3 separate regions of the Mus musculus genome follow, and all the other regions are linked to region 3. The links are chromatin loops, found by intact Hi-C in ENCODE. Cell type or tissue: gastrocnemius. All regions are shown on one strand. Each heading gives the region's core, and the rest is flanking DNA. Links, peaks and the distances in the headings are about the cores only.

Region 1 (10,549 bases), core at 1,014-9,013, 130 kb before region 3:
CTCCTTGGCAGGCACCCAGACCCTCTCTTTACAGGGTCAAGAGCTGTGACTAAAGTCTACCTGGAGGCCCAAGCTGCTTCCCCTGACCTCTCCTGGGGTGGAGACAGAGGAGTCAGGCCAGCAAGTCCCTCCTCAGGAAGTGCTGGACAGACAGACAGACAGACAGGCCTCCTGTTCTCAGAAGCTCACACCTGACAGTGAGCCCGAGTCTAGAGGTTCATGAGAGACTGAATTCACATCTCACCAGTGGGTGACATGCACCAGACGGTGGCCGCAAGTCACCAGAACAGGGCCAGCACCCAAAGTCCCAGCCATCACATTCCCCCCCAATTTCATAACTAATGGAAAAGCCAATTTCTCCCATGAAAACACAAACCCGAAGTTTCAAATGACAAAGGAAAACGTCACCTGCACACCTATCTCAAAAGAAAAAGATTATAAAACTACTTGCAATTTAGCTATGTTATTAAGTTTTATATTGAGTTTTTATTCTGCTACATGCTTATGATTAAGGGAACTATTTTAAAAGTTTCCATGAAATATAAAAATGGGCTCAATAAACCACTCCTTTGAACACAATTGCTAGATTTATAATTTTGACAGTTAAACAAGTCAATCGAGTTCTAGAAAACCCTTCAACTGTCCATCACGTGGGCGGGACTTCAACTGTCCATCACGTGGGCGGGACTTCAACTGTCCATCACGTGGGCGGGACTTAAGGCCTCACTCAGGACCCTGTCCACTCACGTGGGCCGGAAGGTCTCATTCAAGACCCCTATAAGCTTCCAAATAATATGGGATCACGGCTCTTACTGCACAGAACAGGCCTCTATTTCCATATCAGTTTCATTATTTTCTCAGGATCATTTTATGTTTCTTTATAGAACATTTCCTTCTACAAAATCATAGAAGGTGAAGTTCCCTAAGATATAACGAATTTTGCCTTTATATTAAAAATTATATAACCTTGAATTTCTCTCTTTACCATGGTAGCTGGGACGCAGCCTTAAACTGGACCTCCATTTGCGGTCACATCATTATCCGGGCTCGTTTGTTTTTCCATCCTACCCCACCCCCAACAAATTGTAATGTCTTAGAACAGCTTTTCTTTACATAGGAATGTGTGACTTTAGGTCAACTCAAGTCCTTCCAGAAGCACAGCCTGAATACAAACCTCACAGGAGACCCGGTCCTTTGTCACAGCAAGCTTCTTGCCATTAAAGGTGCCCACTGATCCATACAAAATAAACACATTTCTTTCTAATTCTCAAGCAAAAAGCAGTAACGGACAGCTGCAAGAAAATTCACCCAAGCCGCTTTCATACACTTCCATAGAGAAAAAGACTTTGAGCATTAGGTTAGAGCGTCGGATCGCACTTTGTATTAAATACAGCATCTGGAGGGTGAAATGTCTTTATGGTACCTTTCACATCCGACTGTTGTATGTACCTTAGGTCTTTAGCTGAACAGAAAAGCAGAGCTGAGCTGCCCAGGACACCAAGGACACCAGAGGCTGCCACTAAAAATGAGAACAGGGGTTTGTCCACTTCAAAGACAGTCATGTTCATTTCCTCTGTAATCTTCCCCAGATCTTCATGGGGTCTCTGTGTTAAACACTGATAACTGAAACTGAGGGAACAGCAGAGAACCCGGAGGAGGAACCGTAAGGTGTGAGTGCCATGGATACCCCAAAGTGATGGCTTTACCTATCATCATCCAAACAGCTGGGATGAAGAGTCAGAGACCGCATACATGGGGTTACCATTTAATATTGCTATTAACAGATATCCTTCCTCCCCTCTCTCCAAGTGTATTTGCACACGTATATATGTGCACAGGGGAACATACATACCTGCGAGCACACACATGCGTGATTTTTTTAATTTTAGAGATGAGTGTGGGGATTACAGTCCTTTGTCACCTGGCAACACAAGCAGTTTCAATTAAGGGGTAGCACTGGGTGCCTAGCTTGAAAGTGCATGCAAGCCTGAGGGGCCATCTCAGGCTTCCTCCAGATCTGCTGTCTAGAGCTTTCTGTAGAAGCCAGAAGGGTGAACTCAAGTCACAACTGCTGCTCTGTCACCAACTCCCATCTGAAGACCACACTGGGCACGGGGATGAGCAGGACACTTTGGAATGCCACCTGCCTGGCCTACGTCTGCAACTCCTCAGATCTAGTTTATGACGTGAACCCTAAAGGGTTTGGCCTCTTTATCAGTTGCTCCCGATCAAACATGACTTTGGCTTTGGTAGTCCAACAAGGAAGGAAGAGGAAGTCCAAGTCTGTGGGAATTTTTATTTTATCATAAAATCTCCAGCTACATTCGTCTCATCTTTCCTTCTGTGTGAACAAGCCTCACTGAAATGAGGAGTCGCAGCAGGCTCCATACTGCAGAACTCACACAGCCATGCACAAGGGGCTTGGCGTCAGGGACCAGGGCTGAGGCAGCAGGCTCACAGTGCACCTGCCCGCCTCGGCAGAGGCACTCCTGCTTCAAAGGCCTGGTGAGCCACGGACCCCAGGCTCCGAGTGCAAAGCGGGGTGGGGGTGGGGTGGGGGCGCATAGACTGACGTGTTTTAGTGAGGATCTGTATGTGTTGTGCCGCACACACATGTAAAGGGTTGAAGATGAAGTCTCTAGGCCATAAAGTTACTGAACGTACTTGCATGAATGATGAATGTTTTGTCAACCTTAACTATGTTTGGTCAAGTTGGTCTTGAACTCCTGAGTTCAAACAACCCTGCTGTGGAATCCACGGTAGCTAGACCTACAGATGGCATCACCAAGGTCAGCTTGAACACACAGTTAAAAATCATTAACCCCAAACTGACCATAATGTATCAAAGATGGGTAGGAATTTAATAGCCTGTCTTTATGTTTAAAAAGTCAACCAAGTAACAATAATCAAGATATCTGAAGAAGTCTGCCAAGAGAGCTGGTGCTCCTGTAGCTCACAGGAAGACGAGGAGCTCAACCCAAAGGGCGTGTGCCGTGTCCTCCCTAGAGCCAGCATGGGCACAGGAGTGTCACAGCACTGTCCAAAGAGAGCTTAAGGCAGAACATCCCTGCAGCCTTGCTTAGACTGCTAAACAGTGGAAACTTCGATAAAACAGCAAAATCGCGAGGCTAAAGGAGAATTCTAGAACTGTATGTAGATATTAGTTAGCAATAAAGAATATTAAGTACCCCTGTTGACTGCTTACAATGGAAGATGTTATAGTTAAAAAAAAAAAAAAAAAAAAAAACGAAATTTAACCAAGGCACAGTGGCACATGGCTACACCTCTCAGCAGCAGAGAGGCTGAGGCAGGCAGTTCTCTGAGTTTAAGTGGTCCTGGACTTCACAATGAGACCAGACCCTGTCTCAAAATAATATACTAGTGACACTCATAAGAAACTACTGAAATAATTAAAACTTTAATTTATTTCTTTTGTTATTTTTACATCTAATACACCCATTTAGGCATAAGAAGTAATCATTAATTGTTAAATGTAATTTAATTTCTGAGAGTGAGTCTGTACCCTATTTGAAGATGTCAACATACAGGGATGCTAAGAAAAGCCTAAGGGGCAAGGGGAGTTACTCAAAAAATATTTGGGCAAAATAGTTGCACTTCAAAGGGAGCTCACCCCATTGTGAGTGTGAAGCCGGCAGGGCAGCACGTGGTAACCTGTGAAGCCTGGAGCTGGGCGGAGCTGCCAGAGATGGGCAGCGGACTGAAGTGAGGCTACTGCGTCGGCCAGCCGACCACGGGCCACTTTCTATTTCCACATCTGGGAATTTGAGCTCAAAGCAGACAAAATCTGAATCAAATTAAATACATAAAATGCACACATGTAAACTGGTTAATATTAATCCTGTTTTGCTTTGTTAATTATCTTTGGAGACTATAATGTGTTCCGGGTTTAGCTCATAAAACAGCATTTAAAACAGCATAAAACAAAAACAAAAACAAAAACCAACCAACCAAAAAAAAAGTCCACTAAACCCAAACCAGTGCATGTCTAAAGCAAAGGCCCCTGTTCCCCTGGGGAACAACAGGCAGAGGCTTGGTGTAGAATGAAGACACCGGTGGGGGCTGGGGTGGAGAGCTCTCCCCCCTCCTGAGTCCGGATGGAGCGCTAACCTTGGACCTTGTACAACGGGGTGAGAAACTGCTCCGCTGTGGAGCTGTATCCCTGGCCAGGAAGAGCAAGGACATCTGCAGCGTTGAGAAGAATCTCTTCAGGCACCATGTCCTTTGCAGGACTTTAAATGTACAACTGAATTCACGCTGCTCAACGGGGTAGCCTTTTCTACAGACTAAAAGAGAACATCTTCTGAAAATTTCATGCTAAAAAAAAAATCAAGTTCTCTGTCACTTGAACCCTCCATAAGGAAAAAAGACAATTATATTCTAGGTCCACAAATGCATACATCGAAAAATATATTCATTCAGGGAAGAGGAATTTGAAGCAAATTAAACTAAGAAATATTCTTCCAAAATAGGCAAAAATCAGTCAATCAGTCAAAAGTATATCAAATTGAGTAATGCAAAGGAATCTATGTCCACTGGAGAATAAAATTGCTGTCATTCATCTTTCTTTCTTCCTTCCTTCCTTCCTTTCTTCCTTTCTTCCTTTCTTCCTTTCTTTCTTTCTTTCTTTCTTTCTTTCTTTCTTTCTTTCTTTCTTTCGTTTTTTGAGACAGGGTTTCTCTGTGTAGCCCTGGCTGTCCTGGAACTCACTCTGTAGACCAGGCTGGCCTCGAACTCAGAAATCCACCTGCCTCTGCCTCCCGAGTGCTGGGATTAAAGGCGTGTGCCAGTGTGCCACCACGCCTGGGATCACATTTCTTAAAAACACACACTGTGCCATCCTAGAAGCAAAGTCAGTGAGACAGCCCACGAAGACACCTAACAGCTAACGGCTTTACTATTACTCTGTGGGGAGGGCCATGCTGTCCAGCCACAGAAACCCTGAGAGCCCTGGGAGGCATCTTTCCAGCTCATGGCCCCTCCCAGGGCAGTGACTCTTCTTTTATTAGCAGTGCATGCAATTCTTTGACTGAAGCGCCCGCTCCCAAGTAAGCCTGTTGAAAACAGTCCTCAGAAGGTGCTGGGTTACTACCTGACGGCAGCCTTACTCCAGAGCAGCCAACTACAAAAGCTCAACCCGACCCCCAGTGCTGAGCAGGGGCTGGCACTGCTCCTAGGCAGGCAACAGCAGCAGTGGGGAAATAAAGACTAGGAAAGACCCTGTCCGCATCACAGCATTAGGGACACTGAAGAGTGCACAGAGATGGAGGGTGGGGTAGCAGGAAGCTGTTACCTTCCCTTGGTGGACTGTGACTCACTCTGTCTGGCCTACTTTACAGTGGATGCTCACCATGTCATGGCGCAACGCATGCCAGAAAGCAAAAATTAGTAAAGATAAGCAGAAAGACTGGTAACACACTCACTGTACTTCCCAAATCAAAATCTAAAATCTTTGTAGAAACAAAGTATTTATTTGGTAACTTTAACAGCACATGTAATAAACTTGGCAACATTAGAAAGGAGTGAAGAGTTCAGAGAACACAGACTGTCTTGCTTCACAAGGCTGGCTGCCCTTTTGCCCAGTGCAGGGAGACATTCTTGGCCTACACACACGCACATGCACACCCACACGAGCGCACACGACTTGAGTCCTGCAGCCTGCTCCTGAACCGCTTTCCACCCTGCACTGTATAGCAGGCCTGCGGAGACGGTGACCGACAGGTGTTCTTGCTTCTCTTCTTTCTCCTGGACTTGCCTTTCCCCTAGACGTCCTGTACTCCTGCCCAAGAAAGACTACCACACGAATCACATAAGCAGGGCACAGCGGGAGCCTCTGAGCTGCTACATGTCTCTGGTAATAAAAGGCCAAACAAGGTCTAGGCTCTTTGGTGGCCAAAGTTCCTAAATAAAGCCCATGTTTCCCTTCACAAAAATATAAAGGGCACCAGGATGGAGGATGAGGGGCAGTAGGAGCCACACAGAGGGCCTCCTGCAGACTCACCTCACGCACCTGACGCTCTGCTCTGTAAGGAGGGAAGAGAGTTCAGCTCTATTGCTCTTTCTTAAATACTAACAGAAAAGGCCTACAGTGACCATGAAGGAGATCAAGGGTGTTTTGAGGCAACTCAGTCTACAGAAGTCATTTTCCAGAGAGGAGAAGCAATCACCCTGAGGCAGCATGGCTTAGCTACTCAAGAGCAGAGCTGGGCTGAGGCCACGAAACACTGGCACAAGCAGGTCCCCTGACAGAGCGTGCCTTCCATACGAGTCATGGCAAGTTGGTCGTTTCTGTAAGGAAGAGAAGGTGAAAGATGCACGCTACTTCCAAGCGAGCACTTTCTAAATCTCAGAAAGCAAACAGTCCAGTGGTCAACATTTGTGTCCTAAAGCCATTTTATATAACACCAACACAACAGTAGCTACCTTATAACAAATGATTGCCAAAATTACTCATTTAGAATCAGAGCCAGGTGGTGAAGGCACAGGCCTTTAATCATTGAACTCAAGCGGCAGAGGCAGGAGGATCTCTGCGCTTGAGGCCAGACTGGTCTACAGATTGAGTTCCTGGACAGCCGGGGCTACACAGAAAAACCCTGCCTTGAAAAAAATTAATTAACTAATTAATATCAGAAATAATATTCACACATGCATTGAACTACCATATGTGTAAGCACATACACACTGGCTAGTGCCAATGGACACTCCTGGGGTCTTGGAAACAAGCGACTAGATCTCCACAGCACAGCCTGAAACTGGGCGAAACCAGCTGTGGCACCAGCTGGCAACATTACCTGCAAGCTTCGCTCTTTAACAGGATGGATGCATTAGAAAGACAAGCAGTTGAGGAGGCTTAGCCACCTTTTTGCGGCTTAAAGCTTTTCTCTCTCTTTTATTCCAGGCTTAAACAAAGTTCAGTGGGGCATCCAACTGCCTGTTTTAAATTACAGACTGTATTTTAAAATAGAATGCATGCGCAGCGTGCACCCGAAGCTAGGGGTGGGAGTGTTATTCATGGAAAATTGAAGGCTTGTTGAGTCAATAATCTTCTTTCACACAGTAACAATTTTCAGCTAAAATTTCTTGACCCAAACAAAGGAAAACAAGACCATTCAGTTATTTTACAACAATTTAGAGAAGGCAAAAAGAAAAAGATGAGGGGGGGGGGGCGCGGAGCACGCTCTAAAGTCATATGCACTGTGGCAAAAGAAAAGAAGATTTTGGTTGGGGGAACCTTCTATTTATTCCAACTCTTAAACTGACAGTTAATATTAAGAATAGTTACTTCTAGATCCAAAAAAACATAAATACTAGTAACCAGTGCACGGATGCTAGTGTGAGTGCCTGCTGGTCACATGTCCCTGTTACAGCAAACAGATGTGTGCCTTCTCATCACCTGCAAAGTGACAATCTGTAAAGTGAGAGCCATTTCCCAGTAAAGTAGGATAATACGAAGCCAAGCACCCTTGCTGTCCCACTGGACAACATCACCCGGCCTGGAGGCAGGGCGAGGGTGTGGCACTCGCCCTGTGGGTACCACGGCCAAAACCAAGACAGCAGGAAAGGGTGTGATAGGTCCTGAGAATCACAGATCCTCATACAAGGAAGGAAAATAACCACTGTAATGTGTCCTGAGGCTCTGCATACCTGCTCAAGTTCAGGCTCTGGGCACATGCTCAGAACACAGAGACCTGCCTGCCACCTCATCTTCAGGCTGGTTGATGGCTCAAGTTCCTGCTCTGCCTCCTCTGCCTCCCATCCCCAACTCACCCGCCGGTCAGAGAAGATGTCAGGCACAGTGGCTTAGGGCTGTGGGGGTGACTCTGGGACATGCCTGCATCCTGGACAGCTAGGTCAAGCCACAGAAAGGCTCCAGGGCCCCACCCAGGTCAGCAGAGAGCCGTAAGCAGAGTAGATCTTGTGCGCAGATGTTTCTATTAATCAGGAGTGTATGCATTTATCATCCCTTACTTAATGAGCTTCATTTATCAACTATAGATCATCACTATCCTTCTATTATCAAAACCAATATCCTGCAAATCAGTTATGTCCCAGCCCTTCGAAGCCTCTGGCTTGGCCAGTCTATTTTTACAGCATTCCCATAGTCCTCCGTTAACTTTTCAAGAACTAATTGACAGCCCTACAGAATGGGCTGAAATTCATTTCCCCCACATGTTAAACGGAAATCTTCAGAATGTTAGATGAGAAAGTTTGCAGAAAGTAAACTTAGTTAGAAATCTGTTTTTAAAATTGAAACAAGTTTTTGAAAGTCAATGAGCTGTCCCTAAGCAAATGCCTTGGCTACACCGAGTTTGAACCTCCCTACTTTGGGGAAGTGAATTTAGGTAACAGACAGCAGAGTGAGCACAAGGCTCTGGGTGCTTTCCCAAACTAACCAAGTAAATAAAGTTAAAGGTAAAGAAATTTCCATTTATTTTACCAGACTGAAGAAGTCAGTCAGGAAACACTGGGTGCACAAGCATTTTAGTGCTTTAAAAGCAGGCTACAGTTCTTTTAAAATATTCCCTTATTCAAGCTTTCCATTGTATTTAGGCTTTTCTTTTCATGGAAGAAGTCTAAACTGTTCAAGTCTTAACTGAATTTTCATTTACAGAATCCATATTTAAGTGGGATGCTGTTTTGGAAGAAAGGAGACAAACACTTGCCGCCTTGCTCAGCTCTATCTTCTCGCTCTGACATGACCAACAGGGCCATGGGGACCCCAGGAAGGACAGTCATGGTGTCTCTTCCTGCTCTCCCGGTCTGAGGGAATGCGATGTCTGGGTGGCACATTAGCCTCTCCAGTAAGAACATTACATTGTAAAACACAAAAAGCCATGTGTCCCTTTTCCAGTTTCCCAGGACATCAAAACTATGTTCATATCTTTAGTTTGAAATTGGCCCAATGATGGCTAATTTCTGCAAAAGTTACAATGGCAGAGGAACCACCCACAGGGCACACTGCCTAGGGGACCCCACCTACCCTGGGGAGCCCCCACCCTGTACAGTGCCTCCCCTGGAACTCTGTAACCCTGCTGACAGTGTAAGGCTACTGACACTTAGGAACACTAAGCAAACTGCTAACAAGAAGTAACCATGCCTGAACTCTCAGAGCTATGTGAAGACACATAAGATTTCTCTTTCATTAACTTGTAATTTTTTAAAGCATTTAAAATGATTTGAGAAGGATCAATCAATGTAAGACAGCTACACTCTTAACCTTTTCATGACAACCATTTAAATCAAGTTCAAGCTACAAACAAAAAACTTTCCAAAGAGTTCACCCAGCAGCCATTCGTCTGGTAGACTTAAATTCTGCAGAAACCTGCCAACAGGTTGAGATAGGCTTAGGGCTGCGCTGAAAACTAGGAAATCAGGACCCAGCTAAGTGACTGCTTCTCTGTGTTCCCTCACTGGTTTCCAATCATCAAAGGAACCATAGTATTAAATTCATGGATTTTAACTGCACTGCACCATTAGCCTAACAGCAATGTTCTCGTTTTCAAAACGCACAGCCCCTAATAACAGCTGATGTTATCAAAGACTAAAGTGAACACAGACAAACCAGACTCTTTCCTTAAAGGCAGGACTTTCAGGCTGATACTTTATCCCTAAGGTGTATTTTTGGATAATAACAGGTATTCAGCATTCTCTGTAAGGCATCTACTGTCCGGTTTAAGACCCGCTACTGTAAGAACTATCAGCCTTGAGTACCCCACTCCCTTCAAAAAGGGCAACTCCACAGAGGGACACAGCACTGTTTAGCTGACTGTGGAAAATCCAACTCTTTGCACGTCAATCTCCCGACTTTTCTGCTTGAGGAAGATGGGGTCAGGAATCGGGTTTTAATGACGTGAGGGAACTTCCAAAATAGCCAATTTACAAATCTACCCCAGTGCCCACCACTGTGCCTCCTCCCAAGTACTATCAGAGCAGGGCAGGCACAGTGAGCTTGGATAAGCAGAAAGAACTGTGACCCCCATCTACCTGGGGTTTGGGGACAGGTTCAACAAAGTGGCTCTTTCCAATCTGGAGCACAGAGATGGCTCTCTCCACGTCTAAGAAGACAGACATTGGTTTTTTGAAGAAGAAAAAAGGAGAGCCTTCTTTTTTTTTCAATTACTCCCTTTTATACACTCATTAGTATTTTACTAAGAACATGCATTCTGCATTCAAGTGGCTCAAGTTACAATGATTAGTGTTTGTCAGTCACTTTTTCACAAGCAAAAGTGTATATTACTAAGAAAAGAACCCTCGAGCTACTGTTTGCCTAACTGTTCAGATTGTCCACTTCTTCTCTAGAAACTCAAGACCACCATGGGAAAGCACATGTGAAGAAAACAAAATGGTTTTGAGAATGACAAGTTCTGCCAATGTAGGTGTCATACCTACACCATCAGCTGGTGTCATTAGCCTAGAAAGGACACAGACTTTCTTGAGGCCAATTCAATCCCCTGAGAACAATCCCCAAGTGATAACATGAACAGCTAGAAACCAGTGGTGGGTTTTAAAAAACGTTTTATATAAAAGGATC
Region 2 (10,549 bases), core at 1,671-9,670, 73 kb before region 3:
AGAATTGTGGGTGAGAAAAGTGGCTCCTAAAATGGGAGAAAGATAAGCGAAGCACTGGACAGCTTCAAAACACACACAACAGCAAGTCTAGTGCCAGCCAGCATCCAGAGGCACATCAAATGTGGAGGCTGGACCATGTGCAGAGGGAGCACTGGGGTGAGCGGGGCAGTTCACAGGGACTGTACAACTAATCAAAAGTCAAGGAGGCGCAGAGGACTCATGGATGCATTGTAGATGTATCTTTCTGAGTCGGGTGGCTCCAGGGCATTCTTTCCTTTAAATTACCCTTTACTGGGGCATAAGCCCTAACTGCCTTTGATGGATCCTTGAGCCCACAGAGGAGGGCAGTCCTTATCCCAAGTTCAAAGACGGACAGCTCGAGAACAGCAGCCTAGTGGCTCTGGGCCGAGCGCAGCTCACAGCCACAAGTTCAGCATCATTTTATAAATATAAACACAAATTGATTCCTGCAGGCACTTTGCAGGGTCTCATCAGTGCTATCTGTCTACTCCGAAATATGCGTCAGGGACGAGCACTGTCAGCATCTACGACACACAGCAGGAGAACCAACCACATCATCCAGACACACAACTCTCAATCTTTCCAAGGTTCACCTCAAAAATGTGTGCTGTAATCTGAACTTCCAACAGTGTGCACCTCTGCAACTTCGGGGAAAGCAAGTCTTTAACAGAAATATTTAACAGGTTATAGAAACAGAAATATTTATCATGTTATATAAAATGCTTCTCACAGAAATGTACAACATGGGACTTCTCATCACATTTGCTGCATTTGCTAACAGAAGCATAGTGCTCTGTAACAGCAAGACCAGAACTGCGCAACAGTCTAGACTACATAACGCTCTATACCATGTAACACTCTATATTCTAATCTGCACTGTCAATCTCCATACTATCAAACAACAACAAAGTGTGGCAATGCAGCCTTCAGTGTGACCCCTGCCCCGCCCCCCAGGGACCTCAGATCCAGGAACAACAAACAACTCACTGACAAAAGCCCCACACGCTTAAATCTAAACAGAGCCTGGCTTTCCCGTGTACAGCAGCTGGCAGGGAGAAACAGCCCAGTGGCAAGCCATAGCCCAAGATCTGCACAGCCACCGGGCAGCCAGTTTGGCTGGCACTGTGAAGCATCTCACCTCACTTAGCCTTCCTCATTTCATCTTATAAGAGCAGTCCACTTTGAACTGTGCAAACAATTCCGCTCTTCTCTCAGGAACTTCCTCATCACGGCCATCATTGAGTCCAGTTACTAACACTCTGTTTAGTTCCCCAGCTCTGACCGTGCAAAGCTCACACACCTCACTATCCGTGCACGCCTACATTCGCTTCCCAAAAGAAACCTTTTCTTTCACAAACTGTGGTTTCTACCACACGGCATACACACGGTCAGTTTAATGAAGGCAAGACAGCCTGATGGGTAGTAAATGGCTATCAGCTACAAGCATTTATCTAGATTTTATTCTGGCTGAACATTCATTATCTAAAACAAACTGTGTAAGTACTAATGGTGCACTAGACAACTGGCCTCAAGTGTTGGTCTCAGGTCAAAACACAAGTAAAAATCCTGTATTAAATTCCTGCAGACTGTGTGTCAGTGTCCTGTTTAGAGTCCCACACCTTGAGGCGGCCCATTTTATAAATGCAGATGCAATAAAACCCGAAGACCCCAACCTGGCCTCAGATATTTTCGGTAAGGGGTTCTCAACTGTACTTAGTAAGGGACTGCAAGGTAGTCTTTTAAGAGAGATAAACTCTAGCACCAAGAGTGGGGCTAGAGAGATGACTTGGCAGTGAGGAGTGTGAACTGCTTATGCAGAAAGCCCAACTTCAGTTCCCGGCACTCACTCGAGGTAGCTTGCAAGGATTTGTAACTCCAGCTCCAAGGAATCGGATGCCTCAGGACTTGGAGGGCACCTACACCTACGCTCAAGTGCACACAGGTGCATAATTAAAGAATAAGTGATTTTTGAAAGAGAGTATTTGGCTATCAGCACAGACAAGCTGTTTTACTTTAAGATGCATGTTTCCCTTCCCAGCATGCAACACAACATGATACTGCAGACCTTCTGGAAAGAGACTAGGACTACAAAGCAGAATGCAGCTGAGCTTTGTGAAGTAGTCAAAGTTTCATCAAAAAGACAAGAAAGAGATGAGGGATATCAAGTCACAAACAGAGGCAAAATGTAGAGGTCAAGGGTCCCTTATAAGGTGATGTCAGAGTCCAGGACAGCAGGGTGGTGCTCTGCCACACAGAAGAGGTTCTTGCATGAGTTGTCACACTAGAACAAGTTACCAGCAGCCTGTCCCTGTATTTTTAATCTACAAAACTACACAGGGTTCCATAGTGCAGGCCTGAGGCTGGGAGACAGGTGGAACTAAGGAACCCGGACCCCCAGAGGCATCCAGAGACCCAGAACCCAGGCTCTCCTTTCAGTAGAGAAGGCGCCTCAGATCAAAGTCCTGAACATACCAAGTGGCAGACAATTCATTGTGTGCCACAGCTCTAAAGCGCAAGCAGACCACAAAGACACAGACCACACCAAATCACAGCATCTGCATCCCATATCCTCCCATGCTCCATCGCATATCCTCCCACCGCATATCCTCCCATGCTCCATCGCATATCCTCCCATGCTCAGCCTCATTGTCCCTTAGCTCTGGGCCCTGCCGGTGGTCATAGGTCACTAACTCTCACAGTGATTTTTATAGAAATCCTAACGTCTCCTCCACATGTTTAGAATGTAGTAGAGACTAGCATTAGTTCATCTCCCTTTGGCCTACTTTGATTTCACAAAGCATCAATATCCTACGTCGAAGGATTCCTTCCTGTACACTGTAGTGACAGCGGAGCCCACTCAATGGCAGTGCAGTCTTTAAGCTACAATTAGCTTCGTATGGAAATCAAAATTTGTGCATGACCTGGCCTCCTGGCACATTTCAATGTTTCCCATCTTCTGTTCAACACCACTAAATGCTGAAATTTGAATATATACAGAAAAAAAATTAACTGAATTCTAAGGACTTGTTGTTGTTATTGTTCTTACTACTAGTACTATAAAATCTCTTTTGGAAGAAACAATCAAACCTGAAAATTTAACATTTTTCATTGGTCTGTACATCATGTACGTGGAATTCAATGCAGTATTCATACGCAGACTTTCTGTCAGACCACTGTCTGCTTTTAATATAACAAACAAAAGTGTATTAATATTTTGTTTGATTTGTGCTTGACCCACAGAGCCCATACCCAATAGCACCATCCTATGAAAGACACTTTTCAAGGTACCAGGGTAAAGGGAAAGGCAAGCTCCCTGCTCCCAGTTAAAGCTTCCAAGTCGGTAAGAACAGCCTGCCCAACATGGCACACACAGGCTCAGCCTACATGGTGTCTTGGGAAGAATGGTGGGTGAGAGGAAGAAGAGGAGAGAAAGGCTTCATGCACAGGCCTGGAGCCAGGAGGCCTGCCAGCTCAGGCTGCATGAGGCAATCCCTGGTAAAAGCTGCATGTGACCATCGGGTGACATCAGTGTCCCCAGGCTGAAGCGCGAGGGGATAAAGCAGCTTTATCCCTCAGCACTGTGCTTAAACCTCATGCCTCTCTCTGCCCTAGTCGGACCTGAAGGAGGGAAATGACTGATGAATGTCTACCAAGTCACTAAACAATACAGACTGAAAATCAATGCCTAAAACTGAGCAGTGAGAATTGAAAAAGGATGACAAGGAAGATGGGGAGACAGGATGTGATGATGTACCAAACACCAGGTCCCAGCGGCTTGCTTTAACATATTTAACATTCATGCTCTGCTCAACAAAAAGGACACAGATCTGAGGGGCCAAGGCTGAAGTCCAGAGTCTACCCCAGCACTCCTTCCTACCACCACACACTTCAGGATCACAGACATCAGAAAATCACGGTGGACATCCAGAGGGTTGTTTACTCAGTCTCAGTACCTTCTAAAACTAAGGACAGAGAAAAAAGGGGAACCTTGTTATTATGGTTATAACATTCAAAAGCACTGTGCGAGACTGCTTTCCACCCTGCCCGCGACAGAGGTAAACAGAACCCTCTGTGGCGTTTGCTGGGGGGTTGCTCCGTGTGTTCCCTTAGCAAGCCCTTCTCTAATCCGCCACCTATGGCCTGTCTGGCACCGGGCTAGCTAGGTATTGCAAAGAACAAGACATGAAAATAAGCTATGGTATTCCTGACCTGCAAAATGTCACCACCTTTGTACACAATAAACACGAAGCCAGGAAAGTTATTAGATTCAGCCCTGCTGGTACATCTCTGTTAGCAAGTCGTCTTTCTTCTTGCAGATTATCAAAAGGGTAGAGGGCTCACTTACTTTCTAGTCATCAAATTTATTGAGATAAACTATAAAGGCATTTCTAGTGTATTAGAAACCCAAAGGTTCCACATATTAAAATACAAGAATGGAAATCTCAACTATAAAACATAAAGAAAATTGCCAGTCAGGGGAAGGAGAATCATTACTAAGGATGGCTACAAGAGAATGAGATTTAGTAAAACCTACTATTTCTGATTTGCTCCAGAGTCCAACATAATACTTTAAAAAATTAGCATACAGATTATGTTCAAACACAGCACAATTCTTATACACCTATCCATGTGATGTATGCCCCATGTTAAATATGATTTTCAAGGGCTTTCTATTTTCCTGGCAGATTGAGAATTCATGTTCCATGGATTCTAAAATACCACACAGATTGATCTTTGACAAGACTTAGTTCAAACAAGCTCTTATAAATAAAGCTAGAAAGCACAAGAAAAATGTAAGCTATCGAGATCAAAGACAGAGACTGAGCTTTACCTCAGTTAATTAATGTGCTACTATATCTGCTACCCCAAGCCCTAGAGTAAGGGTATATTCAGGTATGCTCAGCCTCTGGAGCCAGGGTGCTTTGCATTCCGCGTTAGGCTGGGTCTGCCATACACAGCCATCTCACAGGAAGCTGTGCCCGAACCCTGCCTCAGCCCTCAAGCCCAAAGTAGGGCTCTGAGCTTCGCAGCACTACAAAAGGGCACTGCTGGCACAAGCAGGAAGGATGGTGTTCTCCAAAATGCACAAAGCTCTCCCCAGATTTGTCTGCTGTCACATGAGAGAATGGGGTCCAGGCCAGTAGGGGCATTCTAGCCACCAGCTGTCCTTCTTCAAGGACACCATAATCCAGGAGTTAGATCTAGAATTGCCTAGGTAGACGAGAGCAAGCATGGGTAACACTCCCACAGGGATGGTGACCCTCTGGGAACGACGGGCATGGGCATCCTTATCCATGGCTGGCCCTGCTCCAGCCTCACAGCTTACTGCACCATTCACAACAGAGCTAGTAATAGTCATAGCTGTCAGTTGTTATGTTTTATAACAAGAAACACGGAAATGTTATAGAAGTGATATTCTTAAAATATTTTCAACAGGTGTCTAAAGTTGCTAAATGAGACTCTACAACTTTCTCAGAACTAATTTTTCCCACAAGATAATGTCACATTTATTTTTGTTTTGTTTCTAAGACTCTCTATTAAGGAATCCATTTTAAAGTTCACTTTTGACAAATGTATCTCTTCATATCCTATCTGTCATTAATTCTTGGTGGACTTCTGCTCACATACCGTCAAGTCTGATATTAGTGAGAAAAGCAGAGTAGACACGGTCCCCATGTCCAGCCAACCCCTCAGACAGCCAGATCAATATGAACTATAGAGGCCCTTAGCTCACTGTTTTCAGTAAATTAGGTTTATTTGGATTACTGACCTACAAACTCATTAAGGATGGAATTCTGCCAATATTTATAAGGCAAATATAGTAAATTACACTGAGCACTTTAATGTACATAAATGTACAAATTAATCTAAAAAAGAAAGAAAAAAAAACCATAATTATTCCTCCCTTCTGACAGGCAGAGCCTGAAGCAACAAAAGAAGAGTGGCCCTCTTCCTGAGCAAGGCCTGCGAATGTCGGGCAACATTTGGGGCTTGTTGTTTGTTTGTGTTTTGTTTTATTTCTTGGTTGTACAGGAAGTATCATTAAGGAAATTTTCTAAAGTTACTATGAGAATATGGCCTTTGACACAAAGTTGCAAGTCTTTAAACTCATTTTTAAAACATACAAATATTTCCTACAATGAATGTCAATTTAAAAGAAATGAGCATCCTGAATGGAAACAGATATTTTAAGGAAGACTTTTCAATGAGTAATTTTTACAAGCTATGACTTCCTTAAAAATGTGTATCACCATGATTGCTATTCTGAGACTGACACCTTTTTAGAACAATGTAGCTGAATTCTTTAAAATCTTCCTATTCCACACTGATATAATAGAAAATACCACAAGAATCATTAAAACTATAACCAAAATTCATCTTTAAATCTTTTCTTTTAATCTCCTCATACCCCTCAGAGACACAGTCCTATGTAGCTCAAGCAGCCCTGGAACACTATGTAGCCCAGGATGGCCTCAAACTCACAGAGATGCACCTATCTCTCTGGCTTCTGAGTGCTGGGATGAAAGGTGTGTGACACTAAGCCCAGCTTTTTAAATATCTAAAGAGCTATCATATATAGTTCTGGGTGGCTTTGTACAAAAATAACTAATTCACTATTAAGTTTTGTCTTAAGTATCCCTCCACAATGCTTACACTGGCAATCTACCCCTCGTGGCCACAGTGAGGTGGCAGGAGCTCACCCTTTGGGGAGTAATTAGATAGTCAGCTTTAAGGAGAGACCTTTTACATGAGACTTCAGACCCAGGTGGCCCCCTGTCTTCCAGGTGCACATGCAGAAAGCAGGGGCCACGCATCAGGAAACAGGTCCTGGCAGCACATTGGTCTTGGACTACCACATTGAAAGAATAAATGTCTGTGGGTTACCAGCCGCTCCATCTGCAATGATTTCCACATACAAACAAAGTGGAAAAAAGATCACATGTCTTTCTGATCATGACCCTACTTGGGTACTACTCAAGTACTTTCTGATGCAGCTGGTTAGGAAATCACACATTCCAGTGTCACATCTAGGCCACCCTTCCACAGCAAACAATGTGCATGCACGTGTACTATCAAGATGAGGGCAGGACACCCCCATCCTGCTCAGCCCAGTTTGCATCCATGTAAAGGGGCTCCCAGCACACACTCCTGCCCTTAGCAGGTAAACCTTCTAGCCAACACCAACCACCAGCTGTACCTCCGAGCCCACCAGGGCACCCGGCCTGGCCCTCTGCCCTCCACAAGCACCTCTTGCACAGACTTTGTCCAGTGAGATAACTGCCTGCCTGTGCTGCTTTCCAGGAGCTCCAGCAATGTCCCGGACAACAGTGTCAACTGTGGACATCTGGGGAGGAAGGGGAAGGAGGGTTCCCCAGAGGATGCTCCAGCACACACTCCAGAAAGTCCACAGCTACAGAAGCAGTTACAGGAGGAGTACAGGGCTGATGGATGACGGTATGAAGGACAGTCTGCCCAACACACCCTTTGTCAGGAGCCAAAAGTGTGGTAAGTGCTGAGAGCAAGGGAAGGAAAGGAATGTGCCAATGGACCACTTACACACACACACACACACACACACACACACACACACGGGGGGGGGAGGGGGTGGAGAGGGAGGGGAAGGGGGAGGGCGAGGGAGACCCACATATTGTTAATGGGAAATATCTCTGAAACAAACAGCATTATAACAACTCTTTTTTAAAAAAAAAAAAAGATTCATTTATTTATTATATGTAAGTACACTGTAGCTGTCTTCAGACACTCTAGAAGAGGGCGTCAGATCTCATTACGGTTGGTTGTGATCCACCATATGGTTGCTGGGATTTGAACTCAGGACCTTCCAAAGAGCAGTAGGTGCTCTTAACTGGTGAGCCACCTCTCCAGCCCATAACAACTCTTATTATGCTGTGTGAGATGTGTTGTGTAGGTCAGTGACATTACAGGACAGACTGTGATCACAAGTAATTTTAAGATGTCTGCACAGAGAGTGAAGTATATTAAGTCATATTTAAATGAAGTAACTTCCAAGACACAAAAGAGACCGCATTTTCAATTTATGTGAACAATCAAAGCCACTGGTGGGGGGGGGGGGGGGGGGAGGCAAAAAACAACAACAACAAAAAACAGAATATACATGACTCTTTGAGGCTGTTGATTATATTTAATGTCTGTAAAAATTCTGTTTATTGGACAGATTGTCACCCACAATTGTGTACATATTCACAGAAGTTAAAAAAGTCTGTACGGAGCAGGAGAAAACCCCAAGCAGACCTGAAGGTACAGAAGAAGCCAAACTTCTACCTTTCTGACTTCCACATTTATAACCTACAGAGACATCTGCAGGAAGGTAGCAGGTTCAAGCTCACATCTAGAGTCATTCCCTCCTAAACAAAATGGCAATACTGCTTGCTTCTGGTTGCCCGCTCTGTCTGCTCTTCTAACAAACTCCTGAGTACAGGAACAACTGCAGCAAAATGTGGAAGCCATAAACAGACGGACAGACAGTGACTACCTGAGCTGCTTACATGCAGTGGACCAGAAAGGCTGGCAGGGCACAGGAATTTGATGGCCCTGGATACAGGCAAGGGCAGAGCGGCAGCTGGCGGGCACAGATGCGAGGGGCTGCGAAAGGGATCTACAGCCTAAACATGGGAGGAAGAAGCAACGACCAAGAAGATCCTCTCCCATGAAGTTCAGCTTGTCCTCCCTCATCCTGGAAGAAGCCAGTCTTACTCCTGTAAGATGGCTAAGCGGAGGCCCCAGAAGCACTGCTGGAACCCACCAGCAGCAGCAGCTGGATGCTAAGATCCTCTCTGTTAAGAGCATGCCAGCATCCTCTGCCTGGGTTAACACCAGGCCAAACCAACAGAACAGATAGATATAAATGCAAACTTAGGAGGGACCAACTTCCATCCCCTCTCCACACAATCGGCAACCAATGCCCAGCAACCCAATCTCTCCTCAGAAACTCAGACAACCTGAGATTTCTTGGTAGTTTAAGAAAGTACCTAACATAAAATAGAATTTAAAAAACAAAACAAAACAAAAAAAAAAAACCTAAAAAGAGACATAATAGAAGAAAATGAAACTGTGTAAAACAGAGCACAGTCAATTATGTTTCAGAGAAAAATGGTTTTCTGAAATAAGAACAGGATTGTATTAAAACAAACAAAACAACAAAGAAATTAAGGATAAGAAAGGGAAGGTTTGAGGAGATGAAAAAGAGCTTTTGTAAATTAAATATATAATGCTGGAACTGGGAGTCATCTACAAAGGGTAACCAAGAGGGAAAAAAAAAAAAAAAAAAAAAGAAAAACAGAAGAGAAATAGCCCTAAGCCCCAAACCAGAAGCAACAGCTACACAGCAGGCTGAGGCTGAGGGGTGCTGGTGCTCACTAGGGCCCCACGGAGCACACTGAGTCGACATCCTAACAAGAACAGTAAGGGAAGAGACTACAAAACATGGAATAATGAAGGGTAGAGATAACGTTGGAGATGAAAGAGTCCCAGGGTGTTTGTGTGACTCAGAGTCAGGGTGCATGGCCAAAGAAGCGGCCAGGCTGAGATGGAGCTCAAGGACACCAGGAAGTCAGAAGCTACACCATTGTGGGGGTGGGGAGGCACAGAGAAATAGCAAAGTTTAGGAGCAAAACCAGAAATGGCTTCAGATCCCAGGACAACATAAGTGGTTAAGATGGTGTCTTAGTCAGGGTTTCTATTCCTGCACAAACATCATGACCAAGAAGCAAGTTGGGGAGGAAAGGGTTTATTCAGCTTACACTTCCACATTGCTGTTCATCACCAAGGAAGTCAGGACTGGAACTCAAGCAGGTCAGGAAGCAGGAGCTGATGCAGAGGCCATAGAGGGATGTTCTTTACTGGCTTGCTTCTTCTGGCTTGCTCAGCCTGCTCTCTTACAGAACCAAGACTACCAGCCCAGAGATGGCACCACCCACAAGGGGCCTTTCCCCCTTGATCACTAATTGAGAAAATGCCTTACAGTTGGATCTCATGGAGGCATTTCCTCAACTGAAGCTCCTTTCTCTGTGATAACTCCAGCTGTGTCAAGTTGATACAAAACTAGCCAGTAGAGATGGTGAGGACCACTTCCGAATGCTGGCATGGTGGTACACACCTTTAATGCCAGCCCTTGGGTGGCAGAGACAAATCTAATCCTGCTACAAAGCATGTTCCAGGTCAGCAGTGGCTAGATAGTGAATTCCTGTATCTAAAAATGTAATCATATGTGTGTGTATGTAGGTGTGCATCAATTGGCTTCAGAATAACGTGTGTATAAATGTGCACATATATGTAAGTATATGCACATATATGTACACACATGTATACACACACATGTTCATGGAATGTGACTTCCAAAATTCTCTTCTCAGTCATTCTGTAATTTGCATATGAAGGTAAAATAAAGATAATTCTCCAACACGCAAGACCTTGGATTTACTTCTCTGTTCCATTTCTGAGGGACCCACTAGAAGATGGTCCTAAGGACACAGAACAGCTACAAAGGACC
Region 3 (10,549 bases), core at 1,260-9,259:
ATGACTCTCCTGTCTTTCCATAAACCTGCCTTTTTTAATCTGAGAAGCCAAGAAAATAAAAGTAGATTTTTTTTCTTAAAAGTTTGACCAATCACTCCTGACTATGACATAACTTACCATTCTCAGCAGGACACTTTTTTAAACCCATGGAAGGCTCAGCTGTTGACTCACTGTGACCTGTGACATTTCTCTCTGCGCCTGGCCGGCTGCTCTCCCTCAGGTGTGTGTACATCTTCCCCTGGGAGGACCGACCACTCTGCATGCAGCCACTCTGACCTTAATTACATAGCCACCTTGCTACTTCACCCAGCACAGGGAGCAATCCCTCCTTCCTCCTGCATGCCAACTGCCAGCACCCCACCTCTGTTCACCTCATTCTGGAGGTGTGCCCCTGCTCCCAATCCACAGCGACACACAGAGGCTGGGCACACGTGAGCCCAGCGACCTGGAGACCAGGGCCCCACTGCTCTGAAAGCAGATGTCGTCACAACCACTTTTCTCAGTTTGTAAAAATGATCCCCCCACTCCCTCCCCAGTAGAAAGAAGCAAGTTCTCCTCAGGTCAGAAGGGCAGCTTTTCCTCTCCTTGGTCTACCAGGCCCACAGAGGAGTGAGCCCTTCTGAACCCACTGGGACAGCCAGGCTCTGACCCATGCCATAAAGCAGAGTGTTCATAGGAAGGGCTCTGCCTGAGAGCCACACAAGGCCACTTACAAGCGCCACACCGCCCAGACCCCCGCCTTCCGCCAAGAACTCATTCGAGTGCCACTTCAGATCTATTAATCGCACAATGAGAACTGTGCCTTCTGAATGCTCTACCATGCCAAGCCCATCAAGTACCTCAGCTGCCACCCGTGCAGAGCCGTGACTCCACAGACACTGACTAAGAAGACAGAGAGACACGCTTTCAAACTACTCTTACCTAATAAAAACCCACGGCTCATTAATTGCATTCATCAATATAAAACTCTCCAGTGAGGAAAACCATACGAGCTCACTTCAGACGTGTACAGCACACCTCCCCGAGGTCCAAAACCGTGTATCTTTGAAAGGCTTGCCTGTATGAAATACACATAACCCATATGGTCCACTGTATGAAAGGCATTTTGTTTTAACAACAACAAAAAACAAAACAAAGACAAAAGACAAAAGAAAAGCATTTTGTTTTCAAATATCTATAGGGAAGGAAAAAAAACAAAAAACAAAAATTCAGCAATTATTTCAAAGCCCAGACACAGGCACTTGCCTGTGTGATCCCAGCACTCAGGAAACAGTGGAAAGCCAGTGGATTCTAGACTAGCCAGTCTGTACTGCATGGTGAGATTGTTGTCTCAAATAAATGAATAATAAATAAACAAACAAATGAGAGAGGGCAGGGGAAAGGAAGGGGGGAGAAAAAAGGCAAAAAAAAAAAAAAACCCCACAAAACAACAACAACAACAAAACCTTAATTTGGAAAGGCTATTCAGCATGGATTAGAGATGCCCACAACGGAAAGGGTCCTTTCCACAGGGACACTGAGTGTCTGCATAACACTTCTGCCAGTGCCCACACCGCAGGACCTGGAGAGTCTTCCGTACCAGCGCACCAGCACACGCCTGAGTTATCTGTCCATGCTCCATGTGAGTCCAATCTCCTTGCATTACCTCTGCCCAGGTCAGGGATGAATAGCTGTCAAATTCCCACTGGAATAAAGAAAGCCGCTTTCTTCCTGAGGCGGCAGTTTCAATTCACAGAACACATGGCTAATCTACATATGTGAAGGTCGCGGCACTTCAGTGTGAGGTTAAGAACGGAGGCTCACGTAAGGGGCTGTCTTAAACGTCTTGGCAGGATGCCCAACAAGTAAAATTGTTGAGAAGCGACAGTCAGCCTCTGAAGCAGCCAGGGGAAAATATTTTGGTCACGTGGTGCAGCGCACACTACCTAGAGTGTTTCACATGAACCTTTGACAGTCCTAAAAATGATCACATGTTGGAAACAAATGAAGCTTAGGGCATTGCTGAGTCAGTCACCTGACGTTGGAGTGCACTCTTCATCCAACACCCTTCTATACAGACTTGCTAGACACACAGACAGTCAACGCGCTGACTTCTAGCCGCTCGAATATCTTAACAGCTGAGGACAAACTCTTTGCATCAGTTTTTCAATGAACCATAAAAACCCTCACAAGAGCATGTAGGCTAAAAAGCCATCCTCCTACAAGCTGTCCAAGCACACACATGCTAATAATATTCCTCCTCTGATGCCTCCTTTCTTCTCTTCCTTCAGGAGCTCTATGGCCATATGGGAAATCGCAGGGACTTCACAAGACACACAACTCCTACAGGATCAAAGTCAATACTGCTGTCTGGAGGTGCTCACGGGCCAGGAGCTCCTCACAGAGGAGGGACAGCCTGGCCTCACACTGTGCCCACCAGGTGAAAGGACAGACTGATGGAAGCCCAAGGGCTGTGGACAACTCCCCTCCTGCACTAGGCAAACCCCCACCCCACCCCTTCTGTCTTCTGGATCAGCCAACAGAATCAGAATCTGAGGTCTGGTTCTGCGAGGTTAGGGACCATTTCCAAAGCCAGCAAACTCGTAGGCAGTACAACTACGATTTTAACCTGCCTAATTCATGGCGAAAATTCATTAGAAGCAAAAGATCCAATTTGGAAGTTGTCTACCAAGATTCTTTCTCAACACAACATTTAGAGCTCAGAGTCACTCAATCAACCCTCAACAAACCCAACAAACTATGCAAATTAATGAATTGCCAAGAGTTACTTCCTCAGTAATCAAAGAGCAGCCCTCTATGATAAACAACACACAATTTAACAACCTACAAATATTCTCTGCATATCTATTTGCCTTGCCATCCTACCCCAGTAGCAGCCTTGAAAACTATGGCCCACATTTTACAACTGTTCAATAACTCAGTTTTCCTTTACTTGGCAAAGGAAGAAATATCAGAAAAAAATCTGAGGTGATTTAGATTAGAAATAAGCTTCAAATATTAACCTATTTGTTCTGAAGGAAAAAAACTGATAGACTGTTAAATTAACGACAAGAGAAAGAAACCAAATTCAGTTACGGTCTTTGTTGATGAGAAAACACTGTATTTTGTCACTCTATTAAAAGGTCCCTTTCGTTGACCATGGTACCTAATCAAGTCCACACAAAAAACCCCATAGAAGCCTGGCGTGGTGATGCACACCTTTAATCCCAGCACTCGGGAGACAGAGGCAGGTAGATTTCTGAGTTCGAGGCCAGCCTGGTCTACAGAGTGAGTTCCAGGACAGCCAGGGCTACACAGAGAAACCCTGTCTTTCCCATTCCTTGAACCAGGAAGCACAGACTGAAATGACTTGCCTGGAGTCACACAGACAATAAACATCCCATCCCCAGTGTCCTGCTCTTAACTGGCTCTTGCCCTTGTCTTCAAAGTCTCAGCTGACAGCCAGGAGCGTTCTTGCCCCCTGCCTGCTCTCTCTCTCTCTCTCTCTCACTCACTCACACACTCTCTCACTCACACACACACACACACACACATCTCTCTCTCTGTCACTCACACATACACACACACATATCTCTCTCTCTCTCTCTCTCTCTCTCACACACACACACACACACAAGCATAGAGCAGATCCCTCCCTCAAGCTGAGTGGCTGGCCTCTCACCTTCCCCCAGGGTATCAAGTCCAGAGCAGCTTTCCTTCCTGTTACCCTGAAACCCTGGTTCAGGCTGTCAGTGAGGTGAGGGTAAATGACCAAGTGACCAGATCGAAGGGCACTGCTGAACTTCACTGTTTGTTCCTGAGGGGCCTTACTTTGTAACTTGGGTTGTCCTGGAACTCAATTAGGTAGCTGAGACACATTGAACACATTAGCAGTTGGCATCGTAGGTGCGGGGGTATGCCCAGCTAGCAAGCCATTTCTTAGGAGAATGCATCATACAAATGACAATCAAGACCTGAGAATCCCTTTCTCGTCATCACCATCATATCCAAGATTAGCTCTCAGGTTCCTAAAAGGGTGAGCCCTGACTGAACTGAGACCTGAGAGGGAGCAGCAGGAATCAGGACAGGGTCACTGTAGACACACTACCAACCACCTTTTAAAGGTCTCCTCGGGCAGGACACTCTGCTCCCCAGTACTGTTTGGGGGTACCATACAATGTACTGGGGTGCACTGGGCATCCCCATATTCTATCTCTGGCTCTTGGCTTTGCCCCACCTGGAGCTCCCCCAGTTAGCTTCCACGGCCGTGGTCTTTTGCACAAGAACAGAGAAGCAGTCCAGCCATTCATTCACTTTCATTTCTCCTCTGCAAAGCCCTAGGAGTTTCTAATCCTTCCCCAGGGAAAATCATGGAGCCCGAGCTTTACTGACTCTGTGTGTAAGGCACCAAACAGCACTTAGCACTCATTGGAAAGAAAACTGAGCTTTGGCTGTTCTAGCTTTCTAACTCTCAGCATCAAAACAAAAGGACGGGGGCTGGAGAAATGGCTCAGCGATCAAGAGTGCAAACGCAATGCACTTAATCAAGAGGAACCTGGGTTCAGAGTTGGCACAGACAGGCAACTCACAGTATAAACAGACAGTGTAAGAAAGAGCTGTGTCCCAAGCAAAGGACTGGCAGTACCATGACATGCACTCACGAGGACCTCCCACATCACCAGACATCCCCATCGGGACACCCATGCACTCAGTGTGCTTTGAGTATCTGCACAGCTCTCTGCTTCCACTCAAGCCTGAGAGCTGAAGAGGCAAGGCCATGGTGGACAGCTACTTGGGGCCGACAAAGCAACAATGAAGTGTGGAGCTGGACAGGGATAAATACCACCTAACTGATGGGGCAGCCTCGTCCTCGACCGTACCCTGAAGCAAGGCAGAGAACGCTCACTCGGGAAAGCAGGGAGGCAGAGTTAAGGGCATACACCCTGGGGTCTGTCAGAAAGGCTACACTGAACTGAAGGCCTTCAGCAACCAGCCTGCCAGCAACATTCCCAAAAACGGAAAAGCAAATTCCTTTCAGGATAGAGAAAACAAGTACCCACGCCTGACAACTAGGACCCCTAGCCACGGCCCTGCTGGACCCCTAGCCATGGCCCTGCTGGACCCCTGACCATGGCCCTGCTGGACCCCTAGCCATGGCCCTGCTGGACCCCTAGCCATGGCCCTGCTGGACCCCTAGCCATGGCCCTGCTAGACTCCCAGTCACAGCCTGCTAGACTCCATCAGGAGAGAGTGTCTCATTATGGTCACCCTTCCTTTAACCCTAAACCATCCCAGAACTAAAGAGAACACGTGTGCCAGTCCCTGAATCCGCTTCCTCAGAAAACTACCTACTTGGCAAGACTTTCTACCTCCACTTCCAAGGTTACCCATAGCTCACTAAGGCAAAGTGAATTTATTATTTAAAATTACATATAAACAGCAAAAAGAAAATCTATGGATTCTTAATTCAGTTGGTAATGCTTCAAAACTTAGATATCAACTCCTAGATCAATGTTGGGATTCCCAATCATTTCTGAAGAGTAAATGAACTTCTGAGACACCCACAACAGAAAGCCAGAAACCCACATTGAGAATATGGAACTGTCTCCGCTAATCACTGCACCTGGCTTTCTGAGGTTTATTTCAGGACCTGGAGCAGTGGCTGCCGTACTGCTCAGCCAGCGTGCATTATCTAAACAGTTCCCAGAAATACCCAGCCAGCTAAGGCGCTTCCCCAATAGACTTGTTCCCTGTTTCCAAAAGTCTGCGTGAGGCAGAAAGCTGAGAAAAAGAAGAGACCATTCTGTATAATGATTCGATTTTCCAGTTTGGGTTTTTATCCTCTGTAACGGAGCAACATTTTGCACTGGCGCAAAGCCAGTGACTGACTAGAAGGACCGGGAGATGGCATCATCTGCCACAGCACAGCAACCTGCAATTCCTTGCATTGTCACAATCCACTCCTCCCAGGTCCCATCCCCGGCCCCCCCAAATCAGGCCACTACTCTGCAAAACCATACAGTTGCCATTCACACCGCTAAAATGAGCCAGTTCTAAGCCCAAGGCCCCAAACACTCATGGTCCAGGTATCAGGGCAGGCCCTGGCAGCATCAGCATCACCCAAAAGGGAGCAATAGGGGCCCTACACAACTGCCTGTGTCTACGCAGCACTGGCTAAAATGTGGGTGTTCTATAAATAACTTGCTGCTAGGAGGGTGTCTGGGGCAGCCACATACCTCATAGCACACATAAATGCTAATGTTCGCATCTATGTTGCTGCTTCCCAACACAGTGGAAGGATCTGATATTGTCTATCCATAACTCAAGAGCTAACTACATTACAAGATCAGCAGTGTTAAAATATATAAACATGTGTGTGCCACACCTCTCTGTCACACACACACATATACACAAACCTACTTGTCCATAGGAAAGGATCTAACCACATGGCCAAAATATATCATATACAAAAAGAGAAGTAAATAAATCTTTAAAAAGAGCGAGAGGTTGAGAGAGAGAGAGTAATCATGACAGCTTATTTCCACATCCAATCATACAACACCCCAGGTTTCTCCCTTATGATACCATGGCCAATGATGACATGATCACACATCTCCAGAAAAAACCAAATCCACAATCTCAACGTTACAAAAGAAGTCAACCGATTAATAAGATTAAAAAGAAAAACATCACAGGTGCCCGAGTGGAACCTGAGGAAGGCTTTTTACTAATAAACTATGACATGGCATTTTTGAAAAAAGCCTAATTATAACATGCAGTGAGAGGCAGCAAGGTCAAAGTTTGACACAAAGCAGAGAAAAAGCAACTCCTCTTTGCTATTTACAAAGGAGAAGAGCCTGAAGAGAAGCCAGCATGAATGAGATACCCCCTAGTGCTACCCAACCATGCCTACAAACCGTTAAGCAGCAAGTTCTATACTGTCGATGCCTCACCAGTGTAAGAAGATGCACATCTAAACACTTGTCATTTTCTAGCAATCTATTCCAAAAAAGAAAAGGTGTGGTCCTGTTATCCAGGATTTTCTAGATTTCATCAAACTCGACTCCCTTCCAGAATAGCTTAATAAGAGAGAACTTTTGCCTGGCTCTCACGTTCGTATTTCCTCAAGGCCAGAATGCTGAGAGAGCACCCTAAAGGTCAGCACAGGCTGCCCCTTGTCCACTGACAGGTCACTCCAGAGTCTGCTGCCTTTAACAATGGACACCATTGTCTGCCGTGGATGCTCAGCCTGGCCTGGAAGTAAACATCACTGTAAGAAACAATTTCGTTTCCCCATTAGTTATCTGTCATGCTAGCAGTAGCCTCCTAACATACTTGGCACTCACCCATACGGAGCTGACTTTGGAAACAACGTGCTGGGTCCTACTTACAGTTAAGTCAACTTCAAGAAAGAGTTGGCTTAAAATTGTTCCGAATGAGTAGAGTTCTTGCCCAGCACACACAAAGCCCTGGGTTCAATCCCAGGGACACACAAAATCTACTATACTAGCAGCCGATACTGGCAACCCTGGCACACAGGGGGATGAGTCAGAAGTTCAAGGTCATCGTCTGCTACATAGCAAGTTCCAGGCCAGCCTGGGAACATCCAACTGCCTCTAAATTTAAGATAATAAGAATAATAATAACAAACCTTCAAAAGTAAAGTACATTTGGTGAAACCTTACTGAAGCCGTGCGTAATTACACTCCAGTAAATTCACTTGGTGTAAACGGTGAGCCATGACAGTAAATGTATATCAATAACATATTTGTTCAAATGGAAGCACAGGTAATCTGAACAGATTCCTAAGGACACTCAGGTAGTAACTAATGATACCTGAATCTGTTTCTACTCATTGAGCTTCTAAGAGAAAAAAGAAAAAAAAAAAAAAGCCACTGAAGTACATCAAGGTTTCCGACGCGTGTTAATTATTCAGTCACCTAATTAAACCAAAAAGGGTCAGTTAGTCTTATGCAAATAGCCTCCAAACCGGGCCTAACTGTACTGCGAAATATTCTGCATCTGTGATCCATAAACACCTTGGTGTGTGCAGCTCTGCACAGTGCTCCTCCCCCACACCACAGGGAACAAGGGCTGAGCCTTGGGATTCCTCAGCCTCAAGCACGCATCCACAGCTCCAAGCATGCATACAGCAATTGTGCACACACAGCATTCACACATACAAAGTAATGAGCGCACACACAGCAAGCTTGTACATACAACAAACCTGCATGCACAGCGAGCTTGCATCCACAGCTCCAAGGGTGCATCCACAGCAAGCACGTAGCATGCTTTTCCCGGGCCACAGAGAACCACAGAAGCCTCTTGGAAAAGAGCACTCCTCTGAAAAGGCACACACAGGCCACAATGCCCCAGTTCCAAAACTTCCTATGGCCCCTTAAGTAAAAATAGTTCTGCTATAGTGCCATAAAAATTTCAAAACATCTATTTTGTAAATGTAAATATTACACAAAAAATTAATGGGATTCTTATTAATATTCATTTTCAGCTTTCCATAAATCTGTTGTTTTAAGTAACACACAGCAGTTCTATCAAACATAAATATCACATTTACAAAATCAAAGTGGCATGAGTCACAAAATAAGGCTCAGAACACAGGGCTCCAGGACCTGGGCAGCAACAAGCAACAGCTGGACACAGCAATAGCAAAAAAAAAAAAAAAAAACCAGCAATAGGCCAATAGGCCAATAGGCCACCTCCCTAAACCTGCCGAGACCCAAGTGCATCTGCGCTGCTCCCAGAACAAGCTGGGAAATTTCATAGACCCAGTAAAATTTTAAGTCACCGCTGCTGGGAAAATACAGGGTTAAATAATAGAAAGGATCCTGTTCTAGGTTTGCCGATGGTGACAGTAACATTGGTGTGCAGCCTAGGGAATCGATGCCGCTGCCCTATCAGAAGTCACCTTTGCACATACACCAGCCCAAGTTATAAAGGAATATATGCTCCCTTAATAAGAGAAACAGAACTGAAAACACCACCCCCGTTACACTGATTTCTTTATAAGGTGACTGTGTGCTGTGCGGTAAGATTACTAAACCTTCCCGCAGCTAGTCCTGTATTTTTCAAATTAGTTCTCAGAGCAGAATTACTGGTATTCTCGGAGCACACTGAAGACGTTGCTCTCTCGGCTTCAGTGAGGAAGCAGGATATTGGTTAGAGTGCATTGGTTAATGTGTCCAAGCGTGCTCTGGGTTATACCCATATCCAGGACACATTTCTCACACGATGCGATGCGGACAAAAATACAGTGACCAAAAGCCTGGCCAAAAATGCATCCTTAACTACAGACAGACAAAACCAAAAGGAAAACAGGAGAAAGGTTATTTCCAGTTAGAATAAAGGGAAGAGCATATGCCAGGAATAAATCTGACTTAATATTAATGTGAGTTTAATTTTCTACTCGCTGTCTTAAAACTATTATAAAAATAGTCAAAATTAAGTAATAGAAAAAAATCAAGGTACCTAACATAACTGATTTTGAGTTACAAATATTTTCATCCCATACAACAGAACACACAAACACACACACATCCTACATTTTTTATATGGGGGGGGGGTGTTTTTATTTCTTAAATAATAGGCCTTTTTGTATGAGCCATGGCTACTAAATTCACCCAACCAGATAACAGTCATCTATACCTAGGCAAATATACAAATGTAGGCCATCGTGGCATCTTGATAAGATCTGAAGTACCAAGCAACCTAAGGTTTGTGGAAGAGGGGATGGACTGACCTTATAAGACACTATATCTTAGCTTCATTTTAAGAAATAAGGAAGAATCCTGGGGCTTCCTGCCTTGTAACCCTAAACTAGCTTACACTTTACTATATCTATAAACTAAAAATAAAATAACATACACAGAATTCAAGACAAATGTATACTTACTAAAAGTTTACATATGTGAGCAGTCCTTAGGACTCCTTTTGAGACTGGCTCTATCTAAATACTTACATTTAAAAAAAAAATCATAAACTGGCTTATTTCAATCTTTAAAAGACCTCTTTCAACAACAGGCAGGTTTTATTCCCAGTAACAAAAAAATAAAAAATAATAAAAAAAAATTGCCATCCAACACAAACCATTTGCCTAAAATCAAAAATGAAACTAAATGTATTAAAAGCCAAAAACAGATTTATTTTTCCATTATTTAATATGACTTTGTAATTTATGACCTATAGCCTGGCATAACTTAATAATGTGGACAAGTGGCTACCTAACACAGCTATCATAACAAATACTAAATAATACTGTCCTTCCAAAAGCAAAACAAAAGGAAAAAAAATAAAAGTATGAAAAGAAACAATCTACATGTTACCGGTAAGGTAACTAAGAAATCTGTGAATTGAGGTCATATGTCTGCCCTTTTTTTCTCTGAGATAAAAAAAGCTATTCCCAAGGGCCACCGAGGCTATAATGGATACACTCTCATTCCAAGAAAACAAAAAATACTTACAATGATTGGTACCATTAAGAAATAACCCTCTAAAGTAACAAGAACCTACAACTGCTTCTAGCTTCCTCCCTTTATAGCTTACAAAGATGAGA

What was found. Hi-C counts contacts between places; a loop is a spot of excess contacts. Peaks named below come from ENCODE experiments on the same cell type or tissue, not always from the same donor. Only the 100,000 strongest peaks of a DNase experiment are listed, where the experiment ranks them.
Region 1: a loop joins it to region 3, with 3 times the contacts of the local background. A loop is called at or near these places in 3 of 42 quality-filtered maps.
Region 2: a loop joins it to region 3, with 2.6 times the contacts of the local background. A loop is called at or near these places in 4 of 42 quality-filtered maps.

The regions. Positions count from the first base shown.
Region 1 is chr17:5,127,611-5,138,159 of GRCm38, reverse strand. The region is part of intron 4 of Arid1b (AT rich interactive domain 1B (SWI-like)); the gene reads right to left. Among named protein-coding and RNA genes, the nearest start is that of Gm34854, 91 kb to the left of the region's middle. In gastrocnemius, for the core only: no CTCF peak of the experiment used is centred there; no DNase peak of the experiment used is centred there; H3K4me3 peaks cover 223 bases; H3K27ac peaks cover 4,485 bases.
Region 2 is chr17:5,071,751-5,082,299 of GRCm38, reverse strand. The region is part of intron 2 of Arid1b (AT rich interactive domain 1B (SWI-like)); the gene reads right to left. Among named protein-coding and RNA genes, the nearest start is that of Arid1b, 82 kb to the right of the region's middle. In gastrocnemius, for the core only: no CTCF peak of the experiment used is centred there; a DNase peak (open chromatin) is centred at 5,274; H3K27ac peaks cover 754 bases.
Region 3 is chr17:4,998,650-5,009,198 of GRCm38, reverse strand. The region is part of intron 1 of Arid1b (AT rich interactive domain 1B (SWI-like)); the gene reads right to left. Among named protein-coding and RNA genes, the nearest start is that of Arid1b, 8.8 kb to the right of the region's middle. In gastrocnemius, for the core only: no CTCF peak of the experiment used is centred there; DNase peaks (open chromatin) are centred at 1,828 and 5,885; H3K4me3 peaks cover 2,415 bases; H3K27ac peaks cover 5,662 bases.